Regions from separate parts of the Homo sapiens genome. Here region 1 is linked to region 2. A link is an interaction called in ENCODE POLR2A ChIA-PET data of the cell type or tissue named here. Cell type or tissue: CD4-positive, alpha-beta T cell. All regions are shown on one strand. Each heading gives the region's core, and the rest is flanking DNA. Links, peaks and the distances in the headings are about the cores only. Region 1 overlaps TSHR (thyroid stimulating hormone receptor). Region 2 overlaps GTF2A1 (general transcription factor IIA subunit 1).

What was found. Peaks named below come from ENCODE experiments on the same cell type or tissue, not always from the same donor. Only the 100,000 strongest peaks of a DNase experiment are listed, where the experiment ranks them.
Region 1: POLR2A ChIA-PET joins it to region 2 with 5 read pairs; 3 of 35 experiments call an interaction of 5 or more read pairs at or near these places.

Annotation. Positions count from the first base shown.
Region 1 is chr14:81,012,239-81,028,743 of GRCh38, reverse strand. The region is part of intron 1 of TSHR (thyroid stimulating hormone receptor); the gene reads right to left. It overlaps TSHR-AS1 (TSHR antisense RNA 1), which reads left to right. Exons shown (of 9, transcript XR_007064290.1): 9 at 14,340-14,678. Among named protein-coding and RNA genes, the nearest start is that of TSHR, 65 kb to the right of the region's middle. In CD4-positive, alpha-beta T cell, for the core only: no CTCF peak of the experiment used is centred there; no DNase peak of the experiment used is centred there.
Region 2 is chr14:81,184,832-81,201,336 of GRCh38, reverse strand. It overlaps GTF2A1 (general transcription factor IIA subunit 1), which reads left to right. Exons shown (of 9, transcript NM_015859.4): 5 at 3,853-3,928; 6 at 5,096-5,229; 7 at 8,498-8,818; 8 at 15,717-15,806. Among named protein-coding and RNA genes, the nearest start is that of SNORA79, 9.8 kb to the left of the region's middle. In CD4-positive, alpha-beta T cell, for the core only: no CTCF peak of the experiment used is centred there; a DNase peak (open chromatin) is centred at 8,566; H3K27ac peaks cover 363 bases.

The DNA of each region.
Region 1 (16,505 bases), core at 4,207-8,206, 170 kb after region 2:
CATTTGTCTGGTTACTTTTTATTGTGTGCAAGATGTTGTATACAAAAAGTGTTGAAATCATTTGAAGCCTAAAATTGTATTTCCTGGTAGGATTTCCATTTGCTCATGGCAGTTGGTTAGGGGAACTAGCAATCTTATATTACCGTAATCCAATTAGAGGAACTAAGATGGTTGAAAACTGGACTTCTGTCCCAAGTTTTTTTTCCAGCTACCCCTTACTACTAGATGGAGCCCTTTGGGATCCCAACTCAATGTAGGGGGTTTATCAGAGATCCTTTCTTGATAGATTTTTTTTTCTTACTGTCTAGCCCTATAGTGCTGCCAAACCTCTGCTCAACTATTCCTTGAATCACGTTCCTAGGATTTACCTCTCTGATTTCCCTTTTTCTCCTCTTTGTTTCATAATTGTTTACTATTTTGCGATTAAATTTTTTTGAATCCTGCTTTGCTAATTTTTCTTACCAGGAGTGGTTTATGTGATGTAAACCAGCATTCCTGGAAGGATAAGTTCATTACACTTTGTTTTTAATATTTTACCATTGGTCTGTGATTTCTAAGGTCAATTTTTCATAATATGAAAGGCTTATGATCTACTTGAGTTCCTCTAGTAATTTGTTACTTTGTAAGATATAACTTTATGTATCGTAAGGTCTCTCTTCCTTTAAACAGTACCTATTAATTTCTCACTATGAATGATGCTTTTAGAATATGTCCAGTTACTTCCATCTTCTTGCTTTTCTTTTCTGCTACACTCATTTTGGTTAGTTATGTGCTTAATCTTAGATCAGCCTTAGTCTCAGATCAGCCTTAAACAATATATTTAAAAATGAGAAGATTGGTACTTAAATTATCTCCCATTTTCATTTCCCTCTCGCTCCTGATTTTTGTTAGTTATATTATTTTTATAAAGGGATAACTTATTACATTTCTATTCTGTTCTGCACACCCTAATTTCCTGAAGTCATTTTAACCTTAGTTTTAAATTTAAAATGACTTAATGCTCATAGCTCATCATTTATATCTTGGTTGACCTAGTTGGCTAACAGCTTTTTTAAAGCTCATGTAGGTTTTTTTCCCCTACGTTTTACACATTTGAAAAAGTTATTGCACAGATGGACAGAAGAAACAAGCCTGGTGTGTCTGGGTATATAATTTAGGGGTCATACTTTGTTACCCTGAGAACTTGATGATTTCATTATTCCTAGCACTGAATGGAGAGAAATTTGAAGCTAGCTTTATTCTTTTGCTTTTCAGATAAGATATTTATGCCCTCACCTTTTTTAGATACTCTTGGGTTCTTTATTTTTCTTTGAAGTTCCTTAACTTTACTAGATTATGCATGGAAATTAATAGATATTTATGTTTGCTGGAATATTGTGTGTCCTTTAATTCTACAGATTCAAATCTCTTATTTCAGGAGTTTTTTGATATAACTTTGGATATTTTTGTTCTCCATTTTTTTCTGATTTTGTCTTTAAAAACAAGAATATTGAATGTTTTACATATAATTTCTAATAAAAATCCAATGTGTTGTACCTGTCAATTTCCCCTGTGTTCTCGATCTACAATTTTTTCCTACTCTAGTCTTTTTTCTTTTCTATTTCATTTTGCTCCACTTTCTCAAGATGTCATGAATGTCTTCACTTATATTTTCAACATGGGCAACATTGCTGTTCCCATTAAGGCCTTTCTTTTTTTTTTTTTTTTGAGATGGAGTTTCACTCTTGTTGCCCAGGCTGGAGTGCAGTGGCGTGATCTTGGCTCACTGCAACCTCCGCCTCCCAGGTTCAAGTGATTCCCCTGCCTCAGCCTCCCAAATAGCTGGGATTATAGGTGCCCGCCACCACACCCAGCTAATTTTTGTATTTTTAGTAGAGACGAGGTTTCACTGTGTTGGCCAGGCTGGTCTTGAACTCCTGACCTCAGGTGATCTGCCTGCCTCTACCTTCCAAAGTGCTGGGATTACAGGTGTGAGCCACTGTGCCTGGCCCAAAGCTTTTATTTCTTTGATGTTTTTATTTTGCTCTTTTACTTCTATCCCAAGATCTACCAAATACCTTTTTTAACATTTTTTATTGCCTTATCTTTTTTTAAATTTGAGACTTCTTATCTTCACTCTGGAGTCCTAACACAGAAAGGTCACCTTATTCATTAAGTTTTATGAACTCACAGATAACTTTGGTCACAAGTTTTACCTTCTCTAGGGCAATAAAAATATTTTTGGTGGTTGCCCTTTTTATGATTTTTATTTGTTTTGTTGCCTTGCTTCTTTATGTAAATAGGGTTATTTTTGCATAAATCCTATGTTAATTCCTTTTCAATAATGAAGGGATTTTTCTCTAGAGGTGACAGGGTAATGTTTGCATGTTTGCATGCGTGTGCATATACACACACACATACACACAAGTATGTCGATTGTGTGGTTTAGCTGTAATCTTTCTTTACTCATCCATCCATCATACAAATATTTATTGTGCACCTGCTTTGTGCCAGGTACTGCTCTAGGTTTGGAGAATACAGCAATAGATAAATCAGAAAAAAAATTTCTGCCTCCCTGGAGTTTACATTCAATGGCGGATAAAGATTGACAGCCTCAAGCTGCTTATCATTCAGTTTCTCATCTGGTCTTCCAAACAGATAGTTTCTTGTAGAGTTAGCTTGTCTGCATGTGTCTTCATTTGTCATCACATCCCCTGCATTGGAGGGGTTTCTTGTGGGGTTTCAGGAGCTCCTTGAGGCCATCCATCTTGTTCTATCATGTCTTACCCCTTGATGTGTATCACTTACTTCAAAGACCTCTGCACTGTCATCCTTTGAGGTCCAGTAACCATCTTCTTTCAGTTTCTTGCCTCTCTCTGGTCCAAATTCACTATACTTGCCAGCCTTTCTTCATATATATTATGGTTGAAGTTAATGAAGATTTTCTAATAATGACAGATGGGAGTGTGTACTGCTAAATTTCCTTGTTGCTTTTGGCTTTTTTCCAGAAAGCAGTTTAGGGATCAAGATGTCTTTAGTATCCTGAAACTAAATATTTCATCCTTTCACTTTCAAAGTGAGGGAACTCAAGCCTAGAAGGTTCAGTGATTTATTGAATGTCTCACATATAATTCAATCCTAGAACCAAAGTTTCTGGGCTCCCAGTTTAATGTATTGTCTATTATATTTTATTTTTATGTGAAAGATACATAAATATCAAGGAAACAAACCAATATTATAGAATATCATAGAAACAGCTTCAGATTTGTCCAAAACCAACTTCCCATCTCTTCTCATGTTAAAAAAAAAATAACTACATATTTATACTGATTTATCCATTGGAATAATTAGGGTTCAAGTCTATCTTTGAACTGCAAGTTTAATTATATACAATTTTAAAAAATAAACATATTGAATCCTTTTTTGGAGATTTGCAACAATTTTTAAAAACTTGCAGTTGAACCATATGGCCTGGAAATATAAAAAGAAATTAAGAAAAAAGCTAGGGATATACTCATCTGTTTTATCATACATTATGATAAAATACATACAAATCTATTATAAAAAGTTAAAATTTCTCAAAACTTTCAAACCCAAATACAGACTGCACATGTACCATTCACAGTCAAGAGAAATGTGAGCAAACATAAAGTATTAAATCATTACTGCATACAATTAACTGTACATACTGTATTACTGCAAAAATGTCATAGCCAGCTCCTGTTGCTTTTGTGCTAAGCTCAGGTGTTGCAAGTATCTGCTTAAAATTTCATGTCACTAATTATCTCTGTATAAGCAGTTTGTGTCTCCAGTAAATTCCATATGACAGTAAAAAGTGACCTCTCACTGTTCTCACATATTTTTCATTATATTTAGTGCAATACTGTAAACCTTGAATAACACCATGGGATCTATACAAAGTGCCATTAGTGTTGCTGAAAGTGCTCCCAAGAAGCAGAGAAAAATCATGACAGGAAAAAGTTGAACTGCTTGATGTTTACCATAGATGGAGGTCTGCAGCTGCGATTGCCTGCCATTTCAAGATAAATGAATCTAGTGCAAGGCCCATTGTTAAAAAAGAAAGAAAATTCATGAGGCTGTCACTGCAGCTACACCAGCAGGTATAAAAACTTATACTTTTTGCAAAATACCTTTTTATCTCATATTGAAAATGGAGCTTTTATGTCGGTGCAGAATTGCTATAAGAAAGGCATACCTGGCCAGGCACGGTGGCCCAAGCCTGTAATCCCAGCACTTTGGGAGGCCAAGGTGGGCAGATCATGAGGTCAGGAGATCGAGACCATCCTGGCCAAAATGGTGAAACCCTGTCTCTACTAAAATACAAAAAATTAGCCAGGCATGGTGGCGTGCACCTGTAGTCCCAGCTACTCGGGAGGCTGAGGCAGAAGAATCGCTTGAACCCGGAAGGTGGAGGTTGCAGTGAGCCGAGATTGCGCCACTGCACTCCAGACTGGTGACAGAGCAAGACTCCATCTAAAACAAACAAACAAACAAACAAAAAAAAACCATGCCTAAATACTCTATTATTATTTGAAAAAAAGTGAAGTCATATAACAACTTAAAGTAAAAGGAAGTTAAAGGAACTAAAGCTGAAGAATTTAATGCCAGCAAAAGATGGTGTGATAGTTTTAGAAAGATGTTTGGTTTTAAAAATGTGACGATAACAGGAGAATCAGGTTTTGCCAACCAATAGGCAGCAGATGAGTTCCCAGGCACCATTAAGACAATCACTGAGAAGAATATCTGCCTAAATAGATTTTAATTTTTTAAAATTTTAGGGGGTACATAGTAGGTGTACTAAATAGGTTTTTAATGCAAATAAAGGTGCCCTGTTCTGCAAAAAAATGCCATGAAGGACATTTATTAGTAAGAAAAAGAAGTCAGCACCAGGATTTAAGGCAGGAAGAGATGGGCTACCTCTACTGTTTTGTGCAAATGCAGTTCGGTTTATGATAAGGACTGCCCTTATCTATAAAGCAGCTAACCCCTGAGCCTTGAAGGGAAAAGTTAAACACCACCTGCCAATCTTTTGGTTGTACAAGAAGGCCTGTACAATGAGAACTCTTTTTCTGGATTGACTCCATTTATGCTTTGTCCCTCAAGTCAGGAGGTACCTTGCCAGTAAGGGACTGCCATTTAAGGTTCTTTTGATATTGAACAATGCCCCTGGCCACCCAGAACTCCATGAGTTCAACACTGGAGGTGCTGAAGTGGTCTACTTGCCCCCAAACACACATCTTTAATTTAGTCTTTACATCAGGGTCCTAAAGACCTTTAAGGCTCATTACACCCAGTACCCTGGAAAGGATTATCAACACTATGTAAGAAAACCCTGATGATGTGGTTTGGCTGTGTCCCCACCCAAATTTATCTTGAATTCCCATGTGCTGTGGGAGGGACTCAGTGGAAGGTAATTGAATCATGGGGGTGGGTCTTTCCCCTTATCTCAAGCCAGTAGGCTTGAGACTCCCCAAAGGGCTGATGTTTTAGTTTGAGTCAGAAGACAGATAAAGACTGATGTCCCAGATCAAGCAGTCAGGCAGGAAGAGTTTTCCTTTCCATTTATAGCCTATTCAGGTCAATCTGCTTTACTCAGTGTCTTAGGCCATTGGGCTGCTATAACAGAATATGTTAAACTGAGTAATTTATGGACAATAGAAATTTATTTCTCACCTTCTAGAAACTGGGAAGCCCAAGATCAAGGCACCAAGAGATCTCCACATGCACACAGCAAACTGAGTGTCTGGTGGGGACTTGCTCTTTGGTGCCTTCTAGCTGTGTCCTTAGATGGCAGAAGGAGCACATAGACTTCTTGGGCTCTTTTCTAAGGGCAGTAATCTCCTTAATAAGCTCATTAATGAGCGCTCCACCTTCATGACCCAATCACCTCCCAAACGCCCCACATCTTTTTTTTTGTTCTTTTGAGATGAAGTCTCGCTTTGTCGCCCGGGCTGGAGTGCAGTGGCATGATCTTGGCTCCCTGCAACCTCTGCCTCCCGGGTTCAAGCGATTCTTGTGCCTCAGCCTCCCAAGTAGCTGGGACTACAGGTATGTGCCACCATGCCCGGCTAATTTTTGTATTTTTAGTAGAGATGGGGTTTCACCATGTTGGCCAGGATGGTCTCGATCTCCTGACCTTGTAATCCACCTGCCTCAGCCTCCCAAAGTGCTGGTATTACAGGTGTGAGCCACCGTGCCCGGCCCCAAACACCCCACATCTTAATACCACCATATTAAGGGTTAGTTTCAATAAATGAATTCTGGGGAGAGGAGGACACAAACATTCAAATCATAGCACTCAGTCTGCTGATGCAAATGTTAATCTCATCGAAGACACCCCCTCAGCCACAGCCAGAAAACTCTTTGACCAAATATCTGGAAACACTGTGGCACACAACACAAGTTGACACATACAATTATCATGCCCACAGTAATTACTGTAATTTTTTTGTTGTTTGTTTTGTTTTTGTTTTTGAGACGGAGTCTCGCTCTGTTGCCCAGGCTGGAGTGCAGTGGCACTATCTCGGCTCACTGCAAGCTCCGCCTCTCGTGTTCACGCCATTCTCTTGCCTCAGCCTCCCAAGTAGCTGGGACTACAGGCACCCACCACCACGCCTGGCTTTTTTTTTTTTTTTTTGTATTTTTAGTAGAGACGGGGTTTCACCATGTTAGCCAGGATGGTTTTGATCTCCTGACCTCGTGATCTGCCCACTTCCGCCTCCCAAAGTGCTGGGATTACAGGCGTGAGCCACCGCACGCGGCCGATTACTGTAATTTTAAAAGCCTACTTTCAAGTCCATGCATTGGATGCCATGTGCCAACTATTGAGTAATGTCAGTTGTTGATAACTGAGGTTGTAAACTCAGAAAAGAATATAGGTAGGTCAGCACTGAAAGTGCAGCCACATATTTACTGATGCTGTTACCTATGAAATTTCTTTTTTATCATGACTCAGATCATACATTTTACATATTTAAAAGTGTGCTGAGTGGTTTCAATAAGCCGTAAGAACTGTAATAAAAAGAAATAATTGATCCAAAACATTTTAAATTAATACATTTCTTTCCAGAGTGGTAAAGCAATAAATGCAATTAAACAATGTCCATTGAATATAAGGTAGAATCAGGGTCTCAGTATCTAACAACAAACCTACCATGTAACATAATTTCCTTAGGGGCAAAAGAACATGATTTACTTCACCTTGCTCTCCTTCTTTCCCTGCCTACTGTCCTCTCTTCTCTTTCTTATGCCTTTCCTTTCTCCCTTTCCCTATTACAAACAGTAGATTTGGGGAAAACAAATATGGAACAAACCCAGAATCTTTTTTCCCCTTATCCTAGTAATGAAGACAAGCAGGTAAAACATCTAACCAGTGTAAGATGGTGGGATGAGCTTTTCAGTGGAATAGTAATTAATTAGGGTGATAGTAGACTTTGCAGGGGAGGGAACACTTAAGCAGAGCCTCAGTGGTTGATCAGGGACTCCTCAGCCAAGGGGGACATTCTAGAGCAGCGGTTCCCAACCTTTTTGGTACCAGGGACCAGTTTCATGGAAGACAATTTTTCCATAGACTGGCAGGGTCGGGGGCATGGTTCTGGGATGAATCAAGCATATTACATGTATTGTGCATGTTATTTCTATTATTATTACATGGTAATATATAATGAAATAATTATGCAACTCACCATAATGTGGAGTCAGTGGGAGCCCCGAGCTTGTTTTCCTGCAACTAGATGGTCCCATCTGTGGGTGATGGGAGACAGTGACACCCAAAGTGTGTTGCTTATGTCCAGTCTACTCTGTAATCTCATTTTGGTTGCTGTCACTGCAGAAAACCCTGCTTCACAAAGATAGGATGTTGGAAATGGAAGCAGGCTTTTCAGAGCTTTTGTAGCAATCTCAGGATATTCTGCCTTGACTTCAATCCAGAACATATGGAGATTTGAAATTGTCTGAAACATACTTTTAAGGATACCAGATACAGCTGTACAATTGAAGTACATCAACTCACTTGCCACTATAAAGCTTGCCACCAGATGCAGCTTACTTGTCACATGTCACTCACTTTTAGGGTTTTGATATGAGTCTGCAAGCAATTGATTTATTATGGTTTCTATGCAGTCAAGCCTCTCTGCTGATGTTAACCTGTATTTGCAGCTGCTGCTGAGTGCTAGCATCGCTGCCTCAGTTCCACCTCAGGTCATCAGGCATTAGATTCTCTTAAGGAACACGCAGTCTAGGTCCCTCGCATGTGCAGTTCACAATAGGGTTCACTTTCCTATAAGAATCTAATGCCACTGCTGATCTGACAGGAGGCAGAGCTCAGGTGGTAATGTGAGGGATGGGGAGCAGCTGTAAAATACAGATGAAGCTTTGCTCACTCACCTGCCACTCACTTCCTCTATGTGGCCTGGTTTCTAACAGACCACGGACAGGTACTGGTTCATGGCCCCAGGGTTGGGGACTCCTGTTCTAAAAGGAATTGCTAATTCCCCACAGTCTTTTAGAACATTTTGGCTATTTCTAGCACCTGACACATAGTAGCTGCTCATTCAGTCATTTATCCATTCAACAATGTTTGTTAAATATCTTTTATGTGCCTAAGTGTAACACACACAGACAGAGACACATATGTTTAATAAATATATGTTGTTTTGTTTTACACTGTTGGTAGGAGTGTAAATTAGTTCAACCATTGTGGAAGACAGTGTGGCGATTCCTCAAGGATCTAGAACTAGAAATACCATTTGACCCAGCAATCCCATTACTGGGTATATACCCAAAGGATTATAAGTCATTCTACTATAAAGACACATGCACATGTATGTTTATTGCAGCACTGTTCACAAGAGTAAAGACTTGGAACCAACCCAAATGCCCATCAATGATAGACTGAATAAAGAAAATGTGGCGCACATACACTATAGAATACTATGCATCCATAAAAAAGGATGAGTTCATGTCCTTTGTGGGGACATGGGTGAAGCTGGAAACCATCATTCTCAGCAAACTAACACCAGAACAGAAAACCAAACACTGCATGTTCTCACTCGTAAGTGGGAGTTGAACAATAAGAACACATGGACACAGGGAGGGGAACATCACACACCGGGGCCTGTTGGGGGGTGGGAGGCTAGGGGAGGGATAGCATTAGGAGAAATACCTAATGTAGATGACGGGTTGATGGGTGCAGCAAACAGCCATGGCACATGTATACCTATGTAACAAACCTCCACATTCTGCACATGTACCTCAGAACTTAAATACAAAAAAAAAAAAAAAAAAAGAATTGATGATTTGCTTGCACTAACATATCCACATTTTCTGGCCTGTTCAATCTTGCTTATATCTTGGCAAAACTGGAGTCACCATCACTATAATTGCTCATGCAACCATTTTTTTTTTTTTTTGAGATAAAGTCTTGCTGTGTCACCCAGGCTGAAGTGCAGTGACATGATCTTGGCTCACTGCAACCTCTGCCTCCTGGGTTCAAGCGATTCTCCTGTCTCTGCCTCCTGAGTAGTTGGGACTACAGGTGCCCGCCACCAAGCCCAGCTGATTTTTGTATTTTTAGTAGAGATGGGTTTTGCCATGTTGCATGCCACCAATTTGAAGGGGGCCTATTCATGTTATATGATTTATCATATGTCTGGGGTTCAGGCAATTTGGTCATTCTGTTACAATTGCTTAAAAATGTTCATGTGCCTTTTTCTTTTCATTTCTTCTGCCTTTCAATCCACATCAAGTTTCCTTCTCATAAAATATTTCTTGTTATGTCTCTAGGGTCCTGACCTTTGTCTTCACGAGTAACATCTGCTTTCACTAAGTTGATCTGCAAGACACATCTAATCTTGGCTTTGCTCAATTTCTGAGTTGGTTAGATTTCAAAAGTTTTGAAATGTTTTCTGGGATTTTGCATGCATTTTTTCATAGGGTGACCAACTTTTCAGACTAGTTTCTCAAAGCCTATTTCACTTATTCATGTAGTGGGATTAGGACCAGCTTGAGTGCTATGTTCAGGAACTATGAGGAGGTCACAGCCATCAAAGGAGGAGGAGTGTTTTCTCCCACCATGACCCTGAATGCAGGTTCATTTCTAGGTAAAAGTTTTAGATAAGTAGGTTACATCTTCCTTTTCTTCCCTGTTCCCTGTACTCCCTTTCATAACTCCCTGGGGCTTTCCCTCCAACTCTTCGGTGCTCAGTGTCCCCCACACAGCACTTACCCATTTATTGTATGCCTGCATCCAGAAACAATTTAACTCTAAAACTGTGTTTCAAAATTACTTGCATCACTGCTTCCTCATTCGCTGTGTGTGGTTGCTCTACAATCTTTGGGAAAGCGAAAGTGGAATTAATTGACCCTACTGGATAACTGACTGATTTCATTATTTAAACTAAAATTCTCAGATATACCAAATGAAATAATTGGCAAAGTGAAGTGAAAGTATTCAGGCAGGTTAAGGAGTATATTTTGGAACAGCAAGACATGAAGTCATTTATTAATTTAAAGAACATTTATTGGGCGGCTTTCATGAACTAAGCTCTTTGTTAAGCAGAGGAGATGAATGACACTGGATTACATGGGCTAAAGAGAAAGAAAAGCCAGCAATTCAATAGAGTATGTTAGGTACTATTGTAATTCCTGCACTTTGGGATGCCGAGGTAGGTGGATCATTTGAGGTCAGGAGTTCGAGACCAGCCTGGCCAACATGATGAAACCTCATCTCTACTAACAATACAAAAAATTGGCCAGGTGTGGTGGTAGGTACCTGTAATCCCAGCTACTCAGGAGGCTGAGGCAGGAGAATCACTTTAACCCAGGAGGCGGAGCTTGCAATGAGCCGAGATCATGTCATTGTACTCCAGCCTGGGCGACAGAGTGACACTCCATTTCAAAAAAAAAAAAAAAAAAGATTATACAATGCGGCATTTGGGGTGATCAGGCTTCCCAGGGGAAGTGACAGCACAAATGAGATGTGGAGGCCTGAGTCATGGCTATTTTTGTGTATGGTGCTTATAAATTCCTTTCTAACTTATACTTTTCCCTCTTTGGTGCAGAGGTTCAATCACGAGAGTACCTAAGAATTGCCTAGGCTATTTGTTTGGAATGTATCTTCTCAGACCCCATTCCCAGTGTTCTGATTCCACTGGTTTAGAGTGTCTTCTGGGAACTTAAATTTTTAACAGACCCACAGGGCATTTGGGTACCAGCTGTTCTGGGGCCACGTTTTGAGAAATAAGACTCTGAAGTGCCAGGCGGATTGACATTAGCTTAAATTATGAAGTGGGTCAAGTTTTTCTTTGTGCACTCTCTCCACTCCTTACATACTCCTGGTGCCCTTGAGTTACTGGGAGCTCTACTGAGGTCCCTGTGGCCATTATCCTGGTGCCCAATCTGATCTTCCACCATGCAAACTTACCATCCTGTAATCACAGAATGTTAGAACAACATCAGAATTAGTTGAAATTTTTTAAATGGGCAAAAGCAAGGCATTGGCCACATTTAATCCCCTTCTAAGCTTACATCTGTGACCCCAAGTGCCCTTAAACCCATTTATGCCTAGTGTTCCATTATTGGAACGCTAAGCATGGGAGTTATTATATCTTACTGCTCAAGGTCATTGCAAGGTCTGATTGCAAAAATGCAAAAAATTGCAACCTCAGGCATAAATGTGTTAATATCCCATTGATTGTTAAATCCTATGTTCTGTTTATTTCCTCATCCCCTTGCTGTTCCCATTCCTTCTGTTGTTAAAATTTGTTGAGGTGACATTCACATGCTGGTTTCCAACACACATCTAACATTGTAACTGTGTTTGGATAAAACAAATCAAAACTTTTCTTTAATAAATTGATAGTCTTTTCAATAAGTGGTGTTAGGAAAACTGTATATCCACATACCAAAAAATGAAACTAGACCCCTATACTAGACACAAAAATCAACTCAAAATGGATTAAAAATCCAAACATAAGTCCTCAAACTAGAAGAAAACAGAAAGGAAAACCTCTTTGACATTGATCTTGAAGAAAACAATGGGGAAAAGCTGCTCATTAATGATATTTTAGATATGACCCCCAAAGCACAGGCAATAAAAGGAAGCAAACAAAAGGTGGAATTACATCAAATTAAAAAGCTTCTGCATAGCAAGGGAAACAACACAATGAAAAGGCAGCTCATGGACAAGGAGAAAATATTTGTGAACTATATATCTGGTGAGGGGCTAATATCCAGTATATATAAGAAACTCAACTCAATAGCAAGAAAACAAATAACCCATTAAAAATGGTCAAAGGACCTGGAAACACTCCTCAAAAGAAGACATACAGAAATACAAATAGCCAACAGAAACATTTAAAAATGCTCAACATCATTAATCAACAGGGAAACACAAATCAAAACCGTAGTGAGAGATCACCTCACATCTGTTAGGATGGTTATCAACACAAAGACGAGATAAATGTTGGTGAAGGTGTGGAGAAAATGGATCACTTGTGGACTGTTGGTAGGATTGCAAATTGGTACAGCCACTGTGGAAAGCAGCATGGAAGCCCCTGAAAAACTTAAAAATAGAGCCACCATATGATTCAGCAATCCCTCTTATGGGCATATATTCAAAGAAATGAAATCAGTATGTCAAAGAGATATCTGCATTCCCATGTTCATTGCAGCATTATTCACAATAGTCAAGATTTGGAATCAGCCAAAGTGTCCATCTACACATGAATGGATTTTTTTTAAGTGGCACATATACACAATAGAATACTACTCAGTCTTAAAAAAGAAAGAAATCCTGTCATTTGCAACAACATGGATGAAACTAGAGGACGTTATGTTAAGTGAAATTGGCCAGGTACACAAAGACAAATACCGCATGATCTCACTTATATGTAGAATCTAAAAAAATTGAACTACAGAAGCAGAGAGTAGAATGATGGTTACTGGTGAGGAGTGGGGGGATGAGGGGTTGGGGAAATGTTGGTGAAAGGATACAAAATTTCGGTTAGACAGGAGGAATAAGTTTAAGATATCTATTGTACAACATGGTAACTGTAGTTAATAACATTGTGTACTTGTAAATTTCTAAGGCAGCAGATTTTAAGTGCTCTCACCACAAAAAAATGATGAATATGTAAGGTAATGCATATGTAAATTAGCATCATTTAGCTATTCTACGATATATACATATTTCAAAGCATCACGTTGTACACCATAAATACATATATTTATTTTTCAATTTAAAAAATTAAAAATTTTTTGAAGAAGTGATATTCACATGCTGGATTTAGAACACGTATTTAATATTGTAACTATATTTGGTTAAAACAAACCAAAACTCTTGCCCGTCTTGAAAATTATGCATTAGAAATTTAATATAAAATGTTAAGTGGACAGTAATTACTTTTCCCCCTCCTTTTGTTCCCCCTTGCCACAAAACATAAGTATCATTTTCCCTTCAACTAGCCAACTTCTTTGTCAGCCTTAGGTTTACAGAGGAATTTTTCAAAGAAACTTTCTAGATACAGTGTAAAACTTCATGGCAAGAAAACTCAATGCTTATTTAGAGTTTCTCAAACAAAAGGATTTTGGTTGTTTGCAAAGTCCAATTTCTATGCTTCAAAAAATAACATGTGGCTTAGTGAGGTTTTGAGTTTATATCAAAACTCTGATCATGATCCTAATACTCAGAATCAGACCATTTCTGTATTCACACCACATAAACAGATTCTAAGAACTCTATCCCTGACACTCAAATCACCAGCCCATGGAATTGAAATGAAAATAAGAATCAGGTGAAGGTTTATTTTTAAGGAACATTCAATCCAAAACAAAGTTAAACTTAAAGTATAAATTCTGTTCTTCTGGACACTCGTGAAGTTTCTCACTGCCATTACAGTTGGCCAAAACTATCTGCATGAAGAACCAAGGCTTTGGAAGGCATTTAGGAAATAACTTTCTGAGATTGTGTTCTGCTAACACACCATGACTAATAGCTGCAGGAACTATAGTCAAGTCTCTAAGTTATTTTATGCTTCCTACTTGGTGTGGGAATTCTAGGACAAAGTCTGTTAGCCTTGGTTTGGTTGCCATTCTGCTCCCATTCAATGAAATTGTGGCAAACAAGGCATGTTAAAGAGTCTGGTAGCATTGACCATACAGTGCCATTGTTCAATCAAACTCTCAGGGTTTTTATTGACAGGTCCAGGGGAAAGCCAAACCTGAGATGGAGAAGGGGTGAAATTGGAGAAGGAATCTACTGAAGGCTATTAGTACATTTCAGGCACTCTACTCATCTGTTTGCATATATTATCTCATTCATTTTCTTTTATATCCCCTAGATACAAATTTCCCACCATTCTGGATTCTGACACCCAACAGAAAGACTGTTATTTGGCATCATGTGAATTAGCCAGGAGACCTCTAATTTCCAGCCATTTCCTCTGGTCTGACCCCTAAACTCAGCTCATCTGGTTTCTCGTTTCTGAGGGGACAAACACTTCCTAAAAGGCAGACCCTCTGGGGTTCTGAGGAGACCGTCCCTGACATTGTTTTTACTTCAAGACTACAAGCGAATGAAAAACAGCTACCTCTCACAAGAGGGCTGGAGCCCTTGATACAGAACAGATCTCCAACTGGCTTTTGGACTAAAATAACTGAACCAACAAGATATTTTAGAGGTGATTATTTGTTGCATTTCTCAAATTATGATGAATTTTATAGACCCATATCTCATAGGTATATCTGTCTTAATCCTAAATTAGGGATTAGTACACTTTTTTTTCCCACAAATCATTTTAAGTGTGGAAATAATCCCATAAATCCCATCACCCCATAAGGTTAACTCATCAAAATCCTTTCATCGAGGACTAGGATTATACTCTATCCCAAATCAAGCCAAGTAAATATAGATGATGCCAGACCACTAAACAATGTTTTCTAGAACTCTAAAAGTGCAGAGTAAATATCCCTCCTTGGGCCACATGTGTGGTCTGGTATGAAGAAAGAGCTTTGGAGGATGGAATATAAGCACTAATGCTCACTGGCTGTGGGGTCCAGGTGAGTCACTTACACTCCCAGGAAGTCAGTGCCCAATGTCATGAGAACTTACTAAAGCCCATGGCTCATAACAGAGTATGGTGGACAATAAAGAGTAGCTGTAAATTTTTATTGGCTGGAAAACTCTTAGAGAACAGAGCATGTGTATTTATCTTTGTAGTTTATCATAATGGCACGTACAAATCCTTTATAAACATCTGTTTATTGGAGAAAAAACCTACTTATATGTCTCAAAAATTGTGTACATCTGTTAAGACTTTCCTTGTATTGCCAAGTCAATCCTAAGCCAAAAGAACAAAGCTGGAGGCATCACACTACCTGACTTCAAACTATACTACAAGGCTACAGTAACCAAAACAGCATGGTACTGGCACCAAAACAGAGACATAGATCAATGGAACAGAACAGAGCCCTCAGAAATAACGCCGCATATCTACAACTATCTGATCTTTGACAAACCTGAGAAAAACAAGCAATGAGGAAAGGATTCCCTATTTAATAAATGGTGCTGGGAAAACGGGCTAGCCATATGTAGAAAGCTGAAACTGGATCCCTTCCTTACACCTTATACAAAAATCAATTCAAGATGGATTAAAGACTTAAACGTTAGACCTAAAACCATAAAAACCCTAGAAGAAAACCTAGGCACTACCATTCAGGACATAGGCATGGGCAAGGACTTCATGTCTAAAACACCAAAAGCAATAGCAACAAAAGCCAAAATTGACAAATGGGATCTAATTAAACTAAAGAACTTCTGCACAGCAAAAGAAACTACCATCAGAGTGAACAGGCAACCTACAAAATGGGAGAAAATTTTCGCAACCTAGTCATCTGACAAAGGGCTAATATCCAGAATCTACAATGAACTCAAACAAATTTACAAGAAAAAAACAAACAACCCCATCAAAAAGTGGGCGAAGGACATGAACAGACACTTCTCAAAAGAAGACATTTATGCAGCCAAAAAACACATGAAAAAATGCTCACCATCACTGGCCACCAGAGAAATGCAAATCAAAACCACAATGAGATACCATCTCACACCAGTTAGAATGGCAATCATTAAAAAGTCAGGAAACAACAAGTCCTGGAGAGGATGTGGAGAAATAGGAACACTTTTACACTGTTGGTGGGACTGTAAACTAGTTCAACCATTGTGGAAGTCAGTGTGGCGATTCCTCAGGGATCTAGAACTAGAAATACCATTTGACCCAGCCATCCCATTACTGGGTATATACCCAAAGGACTATAAATCACGCTGCTATAAAGACACATGCACACGTATGTTTATTGCGGCATTATTCACAATAGCAAAGACTTGGAACCAAGCCAAATGTCCAACAATGATAGACTGGATTAAGAAAATGTGGCACATATACACCATGGAATACTATGCAGCCATAAAAAATGATGAGTTCATGTCCTTTGTAGGGACATGGATGAAA
Region 2 (16,505 bases), core at 6,373-10,372:
AAAAGTTTTAGGGTACCTACCAAGCTTATAATGCCAAGTATGGTTCTGTTTCAGGAGACCTAGTAATTGCAAGAGGGTGGGAAGGCTAAGAATTGTGAACTTTTAAAAAATGAAGATAGACTGGATAGTTCAGTATAACTATTTTTAAAATCAAGCATTTAAAAATATTACTCTGACTTAACCATAGTATAGTCTAATAAGTCATTATAGTGTGTAAATTACCACAGAATACATTTTAACCAGCTGAGTTATATTAGAATTTTTATATTTCTGAGGACTATCCACTAAACTTTACAAGTCCTCACTCATATTTTCAAATTACATTTCAGACATATAATATTTCTCAACAAATGTAGTATAGGTTAACTGTAAACTTGAAAGAACCTCTTCAGATCCTTAGAAAATCTTTACCTATATCCTTGAAGTTGTTTTTTGTTTTTTTTTTTTTTTTGGATAAAACATTAAAATATAGTCAGATTAGAGTAGTTCAATACTTCCTTATAAATGGTTTTTCTTTATTCTGTTTAAAATATACAGACTGTTGATTTCATTGAGTGGTGACTCAGCTCTTACATTTCATTCTTCAGCCAAAACTTTTATTTAAAGGTGAAAGAATCAATATTTGTAAAAAGATCTTTTAACCTATGTAACTAGTTAGTACTAGAAATGAGATTTTTTTTTCCCTCCGTTCAAGTTTTTTTTTTTTTTTGAAGATGGAGTCTTACCCTGTCACCCAGGCTGGAGTGCAGTGGTGTGATCTTGGCTAACTGCAACCTCCGCCTCCTAGGTTCAAGTGATCCTCCCACCTCAGCCTCCTGAGTAGCTGGGAGTACAGGTGTATGTCACCACACCTGGCTAATTTTTTTGTACTTTTAGTAGAGACAGGGTTTCACCATGTTGGCCAGGCTGGTCGCCCAACTCCTCACCTCAAGCGATCTGCCCACCTCGGCCTCCTGAAGTGTTAGGATTACAGGTGTGAGCCACCACGCCCAGCCTCAAGTTTTTTTTTAAACCAAAAAGCAGTGTATGAAAAGATGAGTTCTACTTTGTGAGTGATACTGAATCACAAAGTTCATTTGTGGTTTATAAGCCAGATAAGAAGGGCTTACCCACTAGACAGATGACTTCCTCCTACACATTACCAGCCTCACAAATTCATACTGTGGCAGAATTGAAAGTTTCTACATGATAGTAGAAATTGCAGTTTTTAAATTCACAAATATCGAGGATCTCTGTTTGTACTTGTAGTTGCAGTTTCTAGAATCTTTTCGTTTACATGAAAATAAAAAATTTCATGCCTGTTATTTCTCACAAGATTTTTTATTGGAAAAAACTCCATTTTAAGTCTAAGGCCCCAATTTTTTTTAACCTCCACCCTTAAAAAAAAAAAAGTCTCACTATATGTTGCTTATTGTAGTTGATGTTATTAAGACTATATCCTAGGGAATAACTCACATTATTTTAAAACAAATTTTGGCAGAGTCTCTTGTGGTAGGCCCCTCTAAAAGAATTTTAAATGTTGTGGAAGAGAATTTTGAATTAGTAAGTTATTTCTGGGATAAAAATTAGTGGTCCATCTCTTACTTACTGGTTAAGTCTCCTTTATTCTAAAGAGCATATGTATTTAAACAAATCATAGGTCAGTTACTCAGGAAAATTGATTTAACATTTCTGTATATTTTACATTTTACTTTGTTGTTTTTAGTCAGTGTTTCCTTCATGTATTTCTGAACATAATCAGTATAGGCTCTGTACCAATAAAAGTGTTTTAGGTTTTTGTGGGTTTGCATTATTCTGATTTAGAAATAGCAAAAATATATTTGTTCTTTCTAATGGCTCTGTTTGCATTAGAAATGAACTAATCATAAAAACGTGAGATAATATAGTAGAAGGCTATTTCAGGGAACTTCTAGAAAACCATTGTTTTCGGTTCTTTTTTATGAAATGATTGGTCTAATGCATTATTTGTGTTTGGGCTGTTTTGTGGAATACAAGAAGAAATTTTAATAGTTATTAAGTATAAGGTGGTTAGTGTATGGTACATGACTCAGCAAATATATGTTATGCAGCTTGAATTTGTGGAGGGTGTGCAGGTAGTTATTGGGTCGTGTATTCTATATGGAAACTACTATGTCAGTTTGCTGGTAGAGGGAGAATTGCTGTCTTTCAAAATATGAATTATAGGCACTTAATATTTCTAAATATTTTTGTTTTTTTCTTTTTAAATATTTCTTAATAGTATGTGGTGGTTAATATTTTCCTTAAACTTAGATAACCTTTAATTTGCTTATATAGCCAAGTTTTATTTTAAATTGGGTAATTGAGTATCCAACTTAAATACGAATCACCCGGGTGGGCTATAGTTAAATTCTGGAGACACAGTGGGAATTTCAGGCCCAAGATGTAGAAATTACTTAGGTTTGTCAAGTGGCAACAAGTGTATTTTCTTGGAAAGCTATGTACCTAGAGCCCAGACTAGACAGTAGTTGAACTATTAACTCAGTTTAATAATTTTCTAAGTTTGTTGACTTCTCTGACACTAGCATTTCCAAAGCAGTTATATTTATTTTTTTAAGCTTTTTCAGATATGGGTAGTTCTAAAACTGTATAGGTTAGATTGAATGTATGAATGGTTGGTAGCTAAAGAAGATTGAAAAGAGAGGGAAAAAACTACCAAAATGTGTAGCTATAGCGGGATACAGGAAAATACTTAAAGTGCAGAATAAAAAACCAGAGAATGGCATAATTCTTTGCGGGAGGACAGGAGGAGAAAACTCTCCAGAACTCTCCAGGAAGTCAAGAATTTGTCCTGGATTTAAAGAAATTCATAATATAATCCCGTCTATATCTTTATAACTTAAGTGTCACATACTAACTTGATTTCAAAATGTTGAAACTAAAGTTTGTGACTATTGCCCAGGCTGGAGTGCAGTGGCACAATCTCGGCTCACTGCAACCTCCACCTTCAGGTTCAAGCCATCCTCCCACCTCACCCTCCCAAGTAGCTGGGACTACAGGTGTGCACCACCCTGCTCAGCTAATTTTTGTATTTTTTGTAGAAATGGGATTTCACCATATTGCCCAGGCTGGTCTCAAACTCCTGAGCTCAAGCGATCTGCCCACGTGGGCCTCCTAAAGTGCTGGGATTACAGGCGTGAGCCAGTCTGCCTGGTGTGACTTTTCTTAAGATTTACAGATTTTTTGTATTAATCTGTTATTAATGCATGTTTCACCTAGAATATAATGCCAGTATGTCCCTTTTTTCTTTGCTAATATGACATCTTAGAAGAATTGTCAGCTGTACTCCCAGTGAAGTCTTCTGATACAGTGTTCTTTATAGATATCTGTTGATTTTAGTAGAAATTTTAAAAGTTAAGAATTCTAAAAAGTAGATAATTATACTTTTATCTCAAGGAAATGGGGATAAGGAAACAGTGGGAAAGGAAGCAATAATGAAATAGCCATTTCATATATTGTACAGCATTGTTAATGTGGGTATTGTCTAAAAATGTGTAGGTTAGATTGAGTATAGGAAGGCTTGGTACCTTAAAGAAGATTGATGGGACAAGAAGGAAAAAAAAACTGCAGTACCTGTGAGATTTACTTAGAGCACCTTCTCTAGGGGAAAAAACCCAATTATATTGTTGTATTTAACTGCTTAAAATAATTTAGTAGGTTGGAGGCTAGGTTGGTCAGTCTTGTACCATTTTATAAAATGGGATTTAGCCTTACTAGATTTTTTAAATTTTGGTATATTCTAAACAAAAAGTTTCATACACTATTAAAATATGCTAGAGAGAAACAGTATTATACATGTATGTGGTTTTGATATTTTTTCTTTGTTTTTTTCAGAGTGCTGCTGCTACAGCTGCTACCTTAGCACTCCCTGCAGGTGTGACTCCTGTTCAGCAGATATTAACAAATTCAGGTAATTAGGAATGATGGAACCATTTTAAAATGTAATTCAGAAAATTGTACTATCTAGCCCTTAGGTTTTGTCTTCTTTGAAAGACAGAAAATACTAATATTTCTTTTACCATTTGGTTTAGGTTATTAAAATAACTTTATTTGAGGGCTGTAACACATATAACTGTAATCGTTGTTGAGGATACAGTAAAGAAGATGAAAATTGTACTTGAACCTTTGATCTGTGCATGATAACCCTATTATTGAAGTATGATTATATAAAAATGCTTACTTAGTTTTTTACTGAACACATTTAACATGCCAAGTGAGTATTAAACTTCTTTGAACTTGTGATATCAAAGTAATTCCTAGAGCATATTAAGAGCAAATTTATTGTATGCTATTATTATACATAGTATCTCTTCATTGACAAAAGACCAATGTCTAGCTCATGTGTTTTGGCATATTGGTGCTTGAAAAATTTATTTACATGGATTTTAAGTGTTCCCTATAATCTTGATTATATAGTTATTATTTATTTTCTATTCTGTGTATGTTATTTTTGTTAATTTGTAAATTTGTGAAATTAGGGGCTTGTCTTGCTACATATTTTAATAAGATGTAATTTGCTTTTTAATCAATTCAAGATTCTGGGTTGTCTAAAGGAACATATTGGGGGAATTTGATTCTGTGTGAATTGTATGACAATGATGATAACTGGTTCTGTGAACTTTTATTGCTTTTACCAATTTTGAAGCAAAGTTCTTTGGTGCTTTGTTTGGTTCAAGATATTAAATGAGCTATTAAGCTTTTGTTCCTTTAAAGCTTTAAAAATGAACAGCTCCCGAAGTGTCTGATCTTACTGCTCTTTCTTCACTCCTAAGGTTAGCAAAGATAATGTAAGCTTTAGTCAAGTCTCATAATCTGTTGTTAAAACCTTGTTGGAAATAGCTGAATGAGGATGTAAATATGAAAAATAAAACATTTTAAGGAATGTATTTGAACATGGCGAGAAGTCAGAGAAGGGGAGGATTATGCATACTGTGTATGAATGACAACCTTTAATAAAATTGTTAGTTTTCTTGATAATTTCTTGTGCCTTTGGTGGTATGAAATTAAATATGAATTCATTTCTTTTGAGATGGTCACTGCTAAAATGATAACTCGGAATGCATGCTTTTTGCTTTAGGCCAGCTTCTTCAGGTGGTCAGAGCAGCCAATGGTGCCCAATATATCTTTCAGCCTCAGCAGTCAGTGGTTCTACAACAACAGGTTATACCACAAATGCAGCCTGGTGGAGTACAAGCTCCTGTTATACAGCAGGTAAAATAATCTTCTATTATGATCAGTATGGGGTTCTGTTTTATTCTGTATGTATTCCCTGGGTAGTTTCCCTCTCCTTATATGCACAAAAGACTCTTTTTCAGTGCTACAGACCCAGTTGTTTCAAATTTCTCCTGTATACAGCTTAACTTAGATTCAGCATGTATTAAACATGTATTAAACAATTACTGTTGTCTCTGCCCATCCTTCATCATCCCCTCGAAGGTGGCAGCACTCTCCTTCCAGCTTCCTAAGCTGGTCATTCAGCCTTTATTCAATAAGCAGTTACTGAGTCTCGGGGTATTCACAAGGGTCAGGGGATTTAGGAGTGAATGACACAGACATGACTCTAGTTTTATGATGCTTACTGGAAGTGGGTGTGTAGAATCCTCCCTTTTCCTTACCTCTAATACCCAAGGTATCAAGCCCTACCAATTCTTGTTAATAGTTTTTCTTTTCTTTTTTTTTTTTTTTTCGAGACAGAGTCTTGCTCTTTCACCCAGGCTGGAGTGCAGTGGCGCGATCTCAGCTCACTGCAACCTCTGCTTGCTGGGTTCATGCCATTCTCCTGCCTCAGCCTCCCAAGTAGCTGGGACTACAGGCGCCCACCACCACACTTGGCTAACTTTTGTATTTTTAGTAGAGATGGGGTTTCACCGTGTTAGCTAGGATGGTTTCTATCTCCTTACCTTGTGATCCACCCGCCTCGGCCTCCCAAAGTGCTGGGATTACAGGTGTGAGCCACTGCGCCCGGCCTTTTTTTTTTCTTTAACTGCAGTTTTGCCATGGTTGCAGTCCCTTAATATGTTTGACACTGTTTTTTTCTCAGCCTCTTTTTTCATTTCCTTAGTTCATACTGTCCATGATTTGTCACTAAAATGCTGCATTGTCTTCTTAATGGTTTCTCTGCCTCTCATCTTTTGCCCTCCTAACCTGGCTGATTTATAGTCATCTTTTTTTTTTTTTTTTTTTGAGACAGAGTCTCTGTCACCTAGGGTGGAGTGCAATGGCGCAATCTCAGCTCACTGCAACTCCCGCCTCCTGGGTTCAAGTGATTCTCCTGCCTCAGCCTCCTGAGTAGCTGGGATTAGTGGCACGCACCACTGTGCCCAGCTAATTTTTGTATTTTTAATAGAGACAGAGTTTCACCATGTCTAGGTTGGACTTGAACTCCTGACTTCAGGTGATCTGCCCGCTTTTGCCTCCCAAAGTGCTGGGATTATGGGCGTGAGCCACTGTGCCTGGCCTATCTTTCTAAAAATCCTAAAACTTTTAACAGCTTTTCATTGCCTACTGAGAAGAGCCTAAACAACTCAACATGGTTTATAAAATCTTTTTGTGGATCTTGTTTCTTTGAACTCTCCAGGTTTATTTCTTGCCATGCTCCCAGTTATTTTCTTTAGCTGCATTTACATCAAAATAAACACTTGGATCTACTTGTGTTATATTCTTGTGCTGTGGCACTAAAATGAAAGAGGAATGGTTATTTTCTTGAGGAACTTATGTACTTTATATGTTTATGTGTCTGTCTCTTTTTTAAATGTCAGTAAAATAGTATTATGATAGAGACAAGATCAGAGCAGTACTATTAATCCAGTTTATTTACATCTTTCCAAAATTATGTACTGCTGTCACTTCTGGGTTTCACTTGATGTTACACTTCTCTTAAGAATGCCGTCTGGCAACTCCCTGCACTTCCCCCAAACAAATAGAAAAACCTGGCTAATCTCCTTAAAGCAGCAGTCTCTTAGCTTTTTGACACCAGGGACTGGTTTTTGCAGAAGACAATTTTTCCATGTACTGGGCAGCAGGGATGGTTTCGGGGTGAAACTTTTAATTCAGGTCATCAGGCATAAGGAGTGCACAACCTCCATCCTTGCATGTGCAGTTCACAGTAGGGTTCCTGCTCCTATGAGAATCTCATGCTGCTGCTGATCTGACAGGAAGCAGAGTTCAGGTGGTGATGCTGGCTCATCCACCACTCACCTCCTGCTGTGCAGCCCAGTTTCTAACAGGGGTTGGGGACCGCTGCCTTTAAGCACAAACAGAAACTACTTACTAATAATATAAGTAATATTTGATCATGCTTTGTCCCCTAAGTTGAATTTGGTACACTCTCTTGTGTTCCCATAACACTGTGTCATATTTGTACTACATCTGCTGTGTTTTTGAGTTGTTAGTGCTTTGTCTATTATACCATTTTTTTGTCTTTTGTGTTGTTACACCACGTGTAAGCATTTTAAAGGAAATACTGTGTCTTATTTTTGCATTCCTTGAACCTAATGGCAAGTAACAAGCATCTAGTCCTCCTCCTTTATTATAATACATATAGTTAATATTTGTTAGTATATATTTTTTCAAGTTGTGGCTTACTTTAGAATCCTAGATGCAGAACCTGGAAAGGAACTTCAGAAATCTGATCTGGTGGTTTTTAGAAAAATAATTAGCTTTTATCTCACACTGAGTCAGAATATTAGGGGTATGGCCAAGGTATCAGTACTTTTTAAGTTGCCAGGTGGTTCATATTTGCAGCCAGGATTGAGAACCATTAAGCCTAGTTTGACAGTGAAACGACAGAGGCCAAGAGGAGTTAAATGACTTGCGTCTGCTGTATTTATGTCTGACTTTAGACAAAAGTAGACCCAGGTTGGCCAGGCGTTGTGGCTCACGCCTGTAATCCCAGCACTTTGGGAGGCGGGCGGATCATGAGGTCGTGAGTTCGAGACCAGCCTGACCAACATGGCAAAACCCCGTCTCTGCTAAAAATAACAAAATTAGCCGGGCATGGTGGCGCGCACCTGTAGTCCCAGCTACTCAGGAGGCTGAGGTGGGAGAATTGCTTGAACCCAGGAGGCAGGGGTTGCAGTGAGCCGAGATCACACCATTGCACTCCAGCCTGGGTGACAGAACGAGACTCCATCTATAAAAAAAAAAAAAAAAGGTAGACCCAGGTTTTCAGATTCTCAGTCCAGTGTTCTTCATGTGAAGGCAGTGTATAACTTTTGTCCTGGTAGCTGGCATATACATAGTATGTGCTCAATAAATGAAGCAGTTATCTTTAGAAAATCCTTATTTTCTAGAAATTTGATAAAATAGAAATTTAATGGGTCACTACACTAGTTAAACTAATTGCTTTTGTACTTTGGTAGTTTTTAACTGTGTATGAAATATGGCCATTCTGGTGAATCTTAAGCATTTGTTTCTATTTCTGTGTACCATACTTGATCCTCTTAACTAGTTACTGTTATGTGGTTTTCTTTTGCTTTAGGTGCTGGCTCCTCTTCCTGGAGGGATTTCACCACAGACAGGTGTCATCATCCAGCCTCAGCAAATCTTATTTACAGGAAATAAGACTCAAGTTATACCTACGACAGTGGCAGCACCTACACCAGCCCAAGCACAGATAACTGCAACTGGCCAGCAGCAACCGCAGGCCCAGCCTGCTCAAACACAAGCTCCATTGGTCTTACAAGTTGATGGAACTGGGGATACATCATCTGAAGAAGATGAAGATGAAGAAGAAGACTATGATGATGATGAGGAGGAAGACAAAGAGAAAGATGGAGCTGAAGATGGGCAGGTGGAAGAAGTAAGTTTCTAGTAACATACTTAAAATAATCTACTTGATTATTTCCTTTTTTAGTTGGTACAACACTGATAAATTATATCCTGTTTTTTTCAGAGACTGTTAGGTGCTGTACAACATAAGATTTTAAAGATAAAGTTAGATTGTTTTAACTTTAGTAAGGTTTTTATATTCTGGCTATATTTATCTTCATAAAATATAACTTTCATATAGCTGGTAATAAAAAATGTATAACAAATTAAATTGTATTAATATGTGTAGTAAAGAGTACAGGTAATTCTAACTCTGGCTTACGCATTTATAATGTGGCTTAAACATAAGACATTGGTAGATAAATAGATGTGGTTAATCTTTTGCTTCAGTAATTTAAAAAGCGTGGCAACATTTGGGGAGAGAGCAAACTCAAGAACCAAATGTCACAAATTTATTAAATATTTAAAACCTTTTGGTCCATGTTCTATACCACTTCCTTAAAAACCTATGTACCCTTAATGTCTGTGTTCTTCTAGAAGCATATAAATATGCCTTTGTTTTCCTCACTATTTCAGCTTAGTTACTAGGCTCCAAAAACTATTTGTCCCACCACAATTTTCACTGTTAATTGCCTTCGTTAGCCTAAAATGCAGTCTTTTTGTTTCTTAGTACAAAGTTCTTCTAAATTATCTAAGTAATTTTTTTTCTGAAGAAAACATAGTTTATTATTGAATATTGAATAGACACAAATGAATAGAAATGTTTCAAGATAAAAATCATCCTGGTGCCCACCATCTAGTTAAAATAAAATTCCATTATTTAAAGTGCCTTAGATGCCTCTCCCTAATCCCATCATTCCTAGGCCATCAAAGTACCTTTGCTCATACATTTGTGTTGATTATTAATTGCTTTTATATTTTACCATATATATTTATATTCCTAAATAGCATATTGTTTAGTTTTGCATGTTTACAACGTAAATGAAGTAATTACGTATTCTTCTGCAAGTTGGTTTTTTCCCCTTAAAATGATATTCCTGAGGTTTATCCAAGTTGTTGCATATAGCTATAATTATTTTCATTGCTGAATATACCATAATTTTATTTGTCAATTTTTCTAATCCAGTGGACATAAGGATTGTTTCTTGTTGTTTACTGTTACAAACAGTTATAAAATATTGTAGTGTATGTCTTCTGGGGACACAAATGCAAGAGGTTCTCTAAATTTTATACCGAACATTGAACTTCTGGCTCCTAAGTCATGCACATCTGCAACTTTATAATAAAATGCCAAATCACTTCTGCCATTCAATACATAATTGTGCAGATGTCCATACCCCCTTATCAATACCTGATAGTGTCAGGCTTCCTGATTTTTGCTGGTCTGGTAGGTAGAAAATAGTATTATTTCATTTTGGTTTTAGTTTGCATTTCCTCACTTAGGAGTTTTAGCCTCTTTTTGTATATTTATTTGATATTTGTGTTTTGTATAGAAGTGCTTATTGAGGTCTCTTGCCCGTTTCCTCCCCCTAAATTCTTCATAGTTTCAGTGCTTCTTGAAGTAACATGTTTTTATTACCTTTTCCAGTTTATTGGTAGGATGGAAATATGTAGCGCTTTTAATATTCATCCTTGAACCAGCCACCGTCCTAATGTCTTTTGTTAGTCCTCATAATGTATCTGTAGATTCTTTTGTATCTTCTGTGTAGACTTTCACATCTTATATGAAGAACGGCAGTTTTTTGTGGCTCATTGGCTAAGCCTTCGGGAACAGTATTGATTAGAAGTGGTGATAGCAGGCACTCTTCTCTTCTTCTTAAACTGAAAAGTAATCTTTTCCATGCTTCACTGTTAAGTTTAATGTTTGTTGTGGGTTTTCTTTTTTTTTAATGGATATCTTCATCAGGTTAAGTAAATTCCCTTCTTTGCATTGCTTTGTTTTTTAAACTGTAAGTGAATGTTGCATTTAATTAAACACCTTTTCTGCAATGATTTGTATAATTTCTCACGTAATGTTATTTATAATGGATTTCATTAATTGATTTTCTATTTGTAAACCAATCTTGTACTCCTGGGATAGCACAACTTGATCATTTTATATTTCTCTTTTTATAAATTGCTGAATTCATTTTGTTGAGGACTTTTTTGTAGATATTTATGATTGATAGATACTGTGTGATTTTCTGTTCTCATACTCTTCTTACAAGGTTTTCAGTTATGGTAGCTTTGTTAAATGAATTTGGGGACATGTTTCCTGTATTTTGAACTCTTTTTTTTTTTTCAAAGATTGTATTTAATTCTTCTGTTGATATTTGTTAAAACATGACACTACAGATACCTGGGTCTAGTAATCTCATGCCCTTCAAGTATTTTGTTTCTGTTTGAGACCGTTTTGATAAGTTATATTTTTCTAGGACTCTCTATATATTTATCTAAATTTTCAAGTTGATTAACATGAAGTTAATCATGATATTGTCTTTTTGATGCCAGAATCCTTTGTCATCTTCATTCCTAATATAATTATTGTGCCATCTTTTTTTTTCCCTGTTCAGTCTTACCAGGGATGTGTTGATTTTATTAATGTTTTCAAAGAGTAAACTTTTAGCTTTATTCTCTCTAGTGTGTTTTTCCCATTCTATTCTTTTCTGACTTAACTGTTTTGTTTGTAGAGAATATGATCTGTGTGATGTGTGAATCTTTTGAAATTGCTTGAGACTTGCTTGATTTGGTCAGTTTTTGTATATGCTTTGAAAAGAATGTGTTTTCTGCACTTGTTTGGTATTTGTATGTGTCTGTTAGATTTATATTGTCAGTAGGTTTGCTCAGATGCTCTTTATGTATCCTTGATATTTTTTGTGTGCTTGATCCATTTTTTTTTTGAGATGGAGTCTCGCTCTGTCACCCAAGCTGGAGTGCAGTGGCACTATCTCTGCTCACTGCATGCTCCATCCCCCGGGTTTACGCCATTCTCCTGCCTCAGCCTCCTGAGTAGCTGGGACTAGAGGTGCCCGCCACCTCGCCCGGCTAATTTTTTGTATTTTTAGTAGAGATGGGGTTTCGCTGTGTTAGCCAGGATGGTCTTGATCTCCTGACCTCGTGATCCGCCCACCTTGGCCTCCCAAAGTGCTGGGATTATAGGCATGAGCCACCGCGCCTGGCCACTTGATCCATTTTTTACTACTGAGTGAGATATGTTCATGTTTCCTGCTATGGTAGTTGATATATTTCTTCTTGTTTTTCTGCCATTTTTCCTTTTTGTATTTTGAGCCTCAAAACAGGTGCATGTAAGTTTAACATTCATTGTTTTTTCTCAGTGAGTTGAACCATTTATGATCATACAATGTCTTAAGTTATTGCTAGTAAATTTTTTTTAACCATGAAGTCTGTTTGTATGATACTGTTAGAGCTGTACCAGCTTTGTTGTGGTTAGAATTTGCCTGGTACAGCTTTTTTCATTCTTTCACTTTTCAAACATTTTGGATCTGTAAACTTAATCTTTTTAAAATAGAATATTGCTATTTATGCTATTTGTTGCAAAACTTTAACATCAACCAAGACTATTCAGTAGGGACAGAATAGTCTTCAACAAATTATGCTTGGACAATTAGATATCCGCATGCAAAAGAGTTAAGTTGGACCCCTACGGCATACCACATACAAAAATTAAAGTGGATTAGGGACCTACATCTAAGAGCTGAAATTATAAAACTCTTAGAAGAAAACATAGGGGTAAATCTCCATAGCTTTGGCAACAGTTTCTTTTTTTTTTTTTCGAGACAGAGTCTCACGCTATCGCCCAGGCTGGAGTGCAGTGGCGCGATGTCGGCTCACTGCAAGCTCAGCCTCCCGGGTTCACACCATTCTCCTGCCTCAGCCTCCCAAGTAGCTGGGACTACAGGTGCCCGCCACCATGCCCGGCTAATTTTTTGTATTTTTTTTTTTAGTAGAGACGGGGTTTCACTGTGTTAGCCAGGATAGTCTCGATCTCCTGACCTCGTGATCTGCCCACCTCGGCCTCGCAAAGTACTGGGATTACAGGCGTGAGCCATTGTGCCCAGCCGCTTGCAACAGTTTTCTTAGACATGACACCCAGAGTACAAGCAATCAAAGAAAAAGTGGACTTTGTAGATTAAAAAGGTGGTTTTTGTTTTTGTTTTTGTTTGAGACAGAATCTCACTCTGTTGCCCAGACTGGAGTGCAGTGGCATGATCGTGGCTCACTGCAGCCTCAGCATCTTGACCTCCCGGGCTGGAGTGATCTTTCTGCCTCAGCCTCCTGAGTAGCTGGGAGAAAATATTTGCAAATCATGTATTTGATAAGGATCTACTATCCAGAATATATAAAGAACTCTTAAACAGCGTAACAACAAAAAGATAATGCAATTTAAAAACTGGCAAAGAACTTGAATAGACATTTCTCCAAAGAAGATACACAAATAGCTAACAAGCATATGAAAAGATGCTCAGCATCATTAGTCATTAGAGAAATGCAAATGAAAACCACACTGAGATAACCACTTTACACCTTCTAGAATAGCTATACTCAAAAAAGAAAGAGAAAATAAATGCTGGTGAGGATTTGGAGAAATTGGAGCCCTTGTGCATTGTTGGTGGAAATGTAAAATGGTACAGCTGCTGTGGGAAACAGTTTGATAGTCCTCAAAAATTCAGTATAGAATTATCCATATGACCCAGCAGTTCCACTCTTAAATATATACACAAGAGAACTGAAAACATGTTTTTCAACAAAAACTTGTATGTGACTGTTCATAGCAGCCCTATTTATGATATCCAAGTGGTATAAACCCAAATGTTCATCAGCTGATAACAGTGGAATATTATTTAGCCATAAGAAGAATGAAGTATTCGTATATGCTACAACATGGATGAACCTTGAAAACATGCTATGTGAAAGACATCAGCCACACAACGCCACATATTATATGATTCCATTTATATGAAATATCCAGAATAGGCAAATCCATACAGACAGCAGATTATAGATTGCCAGGGGACAGGGAGAATGGGGAGTGACAGCTTAATAGGTAAGAGTGATGAAATGTTCTGGAACTAGGTAGTGGTGAGTGTTATATACACTGTAAATGTTCATTGCACCTGAATTGTACATGTACAAATGCTAAAATAGTGAATGTTGTTAACTTGAATTTTACCTCAGAGATTTTTTTTTTTTTTTTTGAGACGGAGTTTCACTCTGCTGCCCAGGCTGGAGTGCAGTGGTGCAATCTTGGCTTACTGCAGGCTCCGCCTTCTGGGTTCCCGCCATTCTCCTGCCTCAGCCTCCCGAGTAGCTGGGACTACAGGCACCTGCCACCATGCCCGGCTAATTTTTTTGTATTTTTAGTAGAGACGGGGTTTCACCGTGTTAGCCAGGATGGTCTCGATCTCCTGACCTCGTGATCTGCCTGCCTCAGCCTCCCAAAGTGCTGGAATTACAGGTGTGAGCCACCACGCCTGGTGTAGAAAATTTTTTTCATTTTACATTGATGATACCTATTTTAAATTAAAGAATATCTATACATACACACCTGTGTAAGTAGGTATAGGCCTAGACATAATAATTTTTTTTTTTTGTTCTTATTGTTGATATAGAGTCTCAGGTTGTTGTCCAGGCTGGAGTGCAATGGTGTGATCAAGGCTCATAGCTTCAACCACCTGGGTTCAAGTAATCCTCCCACCCTCATCCTCCTGAGTAGGTGGGACTATAGGCATATGCCACCATACCTCGCTAATTTTTTTTATTTTTTGTAGAGGTGGCATCTCACTGTATTTCCCTGGCTGGTCTCAAACTCCTGGCCTGAAGTGATTGTCCCGCCTAGGCCACCCAAAGTGCTAGAATTAACAGGCATGAGCCACTGTGCCTGTCCATAATATAGTCTTGATTATTGTCTTCTCTACTTTGGTTTTGTCTTCTCTTTCTGCATTTATTAGAAATCTCAGTTACATCTTCTATCTTCTGTCACAATTGAAGCGAAATTTAACATGGTTGTTTATTTTATGCTCTAGTTAGGTTTTATCTTGGCCCCTAACTCTCTTTAATGCTGAGATTTCCTACTTTCTGCCTTTAAGAAAAAAAAAAAGTCTGAATCTTAATTCTGCTTCATACCTCTACCATAACCATCATCATGCTAAACATGCTGATTTGTATTTAGAGTCCAAGTTCTTTAATGTAAAGACAGCAAGGCAGACTGCTAGCCTATTGCATTGCTCTTCTTTTCTCCTCTAATTTCTCCACTGTTTTCTGTTTTATATGATTTGTAGTACATAGTGCCATTAGCTCTTTTGAACCTTCATATTAGGTCCTTTTCTAGGCATCTTAAACAGTTATTGTAGAGAATTATCTTCTTGTACTGTTTTTAAAAAATAAAGAAAATAAAGATAGGCCGGGTGTGGTGGCTCACGCCTGTAATCCCAGCACTTTGGGAGGCCTAGGCGGGGTGGATCACGAGGTCAAGAGATCAAGACCATCTTGGCCAACATTGTGAAACACCGTCTGTACTAAAAACACAAAAATTAGCTGGGTGTGGTGGCGCGTGCCAGTAGTGCCAGCTACTGGGGAGGCTGAGGCAGGAGAATTGCTCGAAGCCGGGAGGCAGAGGTTGCAGTGAGCCGAGATTGCACCAGCCTGGCTACAGAGCGAGACTGTGTCTCAAAAAAAGAAAGAAGAAAATAAAGATAAACATCTTTTCAGACTTAAAAATTACATAGCTTAGCTAATTTAATTATATTTAATTTCTTACATTTCAGTAATATTGGCAAACTGTTAACAGCTGATTTGACAATATTAAATTCATGGCGTACATATATGCATTTGGCATTTGGTTCTCAAAGAACATCAAGGTCATTATATTTTTTTTTTCAGTGAATATTAAGGCCTTCTTATAGTAATAAGAACTCTCCTTTTATTTGTAGGAGCCCCTCAATAGTGAAGATGATGTGAGTGATGAGGAAGGACAGGAACTCTTTGACACAGAAAATGTTGTTGTATGCCAATATGATAAGGTAAGGATGTCATCTTCAGATTACTGACGTTATTTGTGTTGTAATTTCTTCCCTACATTATTCTTTCTGCCTTATTGAAACATTTGGGCAGCTGATTCATGCCTCTTAAATTCATTATGAATAGTACGAAAACCCTGTTAGAGTTTTGTGGATTATTTTAATAGAATGAAAGATTAATTTCTTAGCTTTATGTTTGAAAAATAAGTTATGAATGAAATGAAAAGAGCTACGATCTTCTTTTTCTATTTAGACAGTCTTTGAACTTGTAAGCAGAGTAAACAGCCACTTTGAGGTTGTCCTTTGTGGTAATAGCTAACTCAATGAGATAATTCTGTTTTCTATTTAGCCTCAACTATCTCAAAACTAGAAGGGTTCAATTGAATCTCTGTAACTGTTTTTATTATTAAGGAAAAGACTAAGGCAATGAACAGTGCTAAAAACAAACATAAGTTTTTACTGAAAATTATTTAAAATATTATTTAACTTTGCTGTAGTTTGCTAACATTAAGGAATTTTTAAACCAGATACTGTGAAAACTAGCCATTGATTCCTTATTTTCTTAATTCCTAGACAGGGTGCTTCTTTCCAAGTATTTTTGTTACATTTATTTGTATTATTTCTGAGATTTTTGTTTTCAAGACATTTAAATTGTAATACAGTTTTTTTATTGCAATCATTAAATTTATAATGCATGCAAAT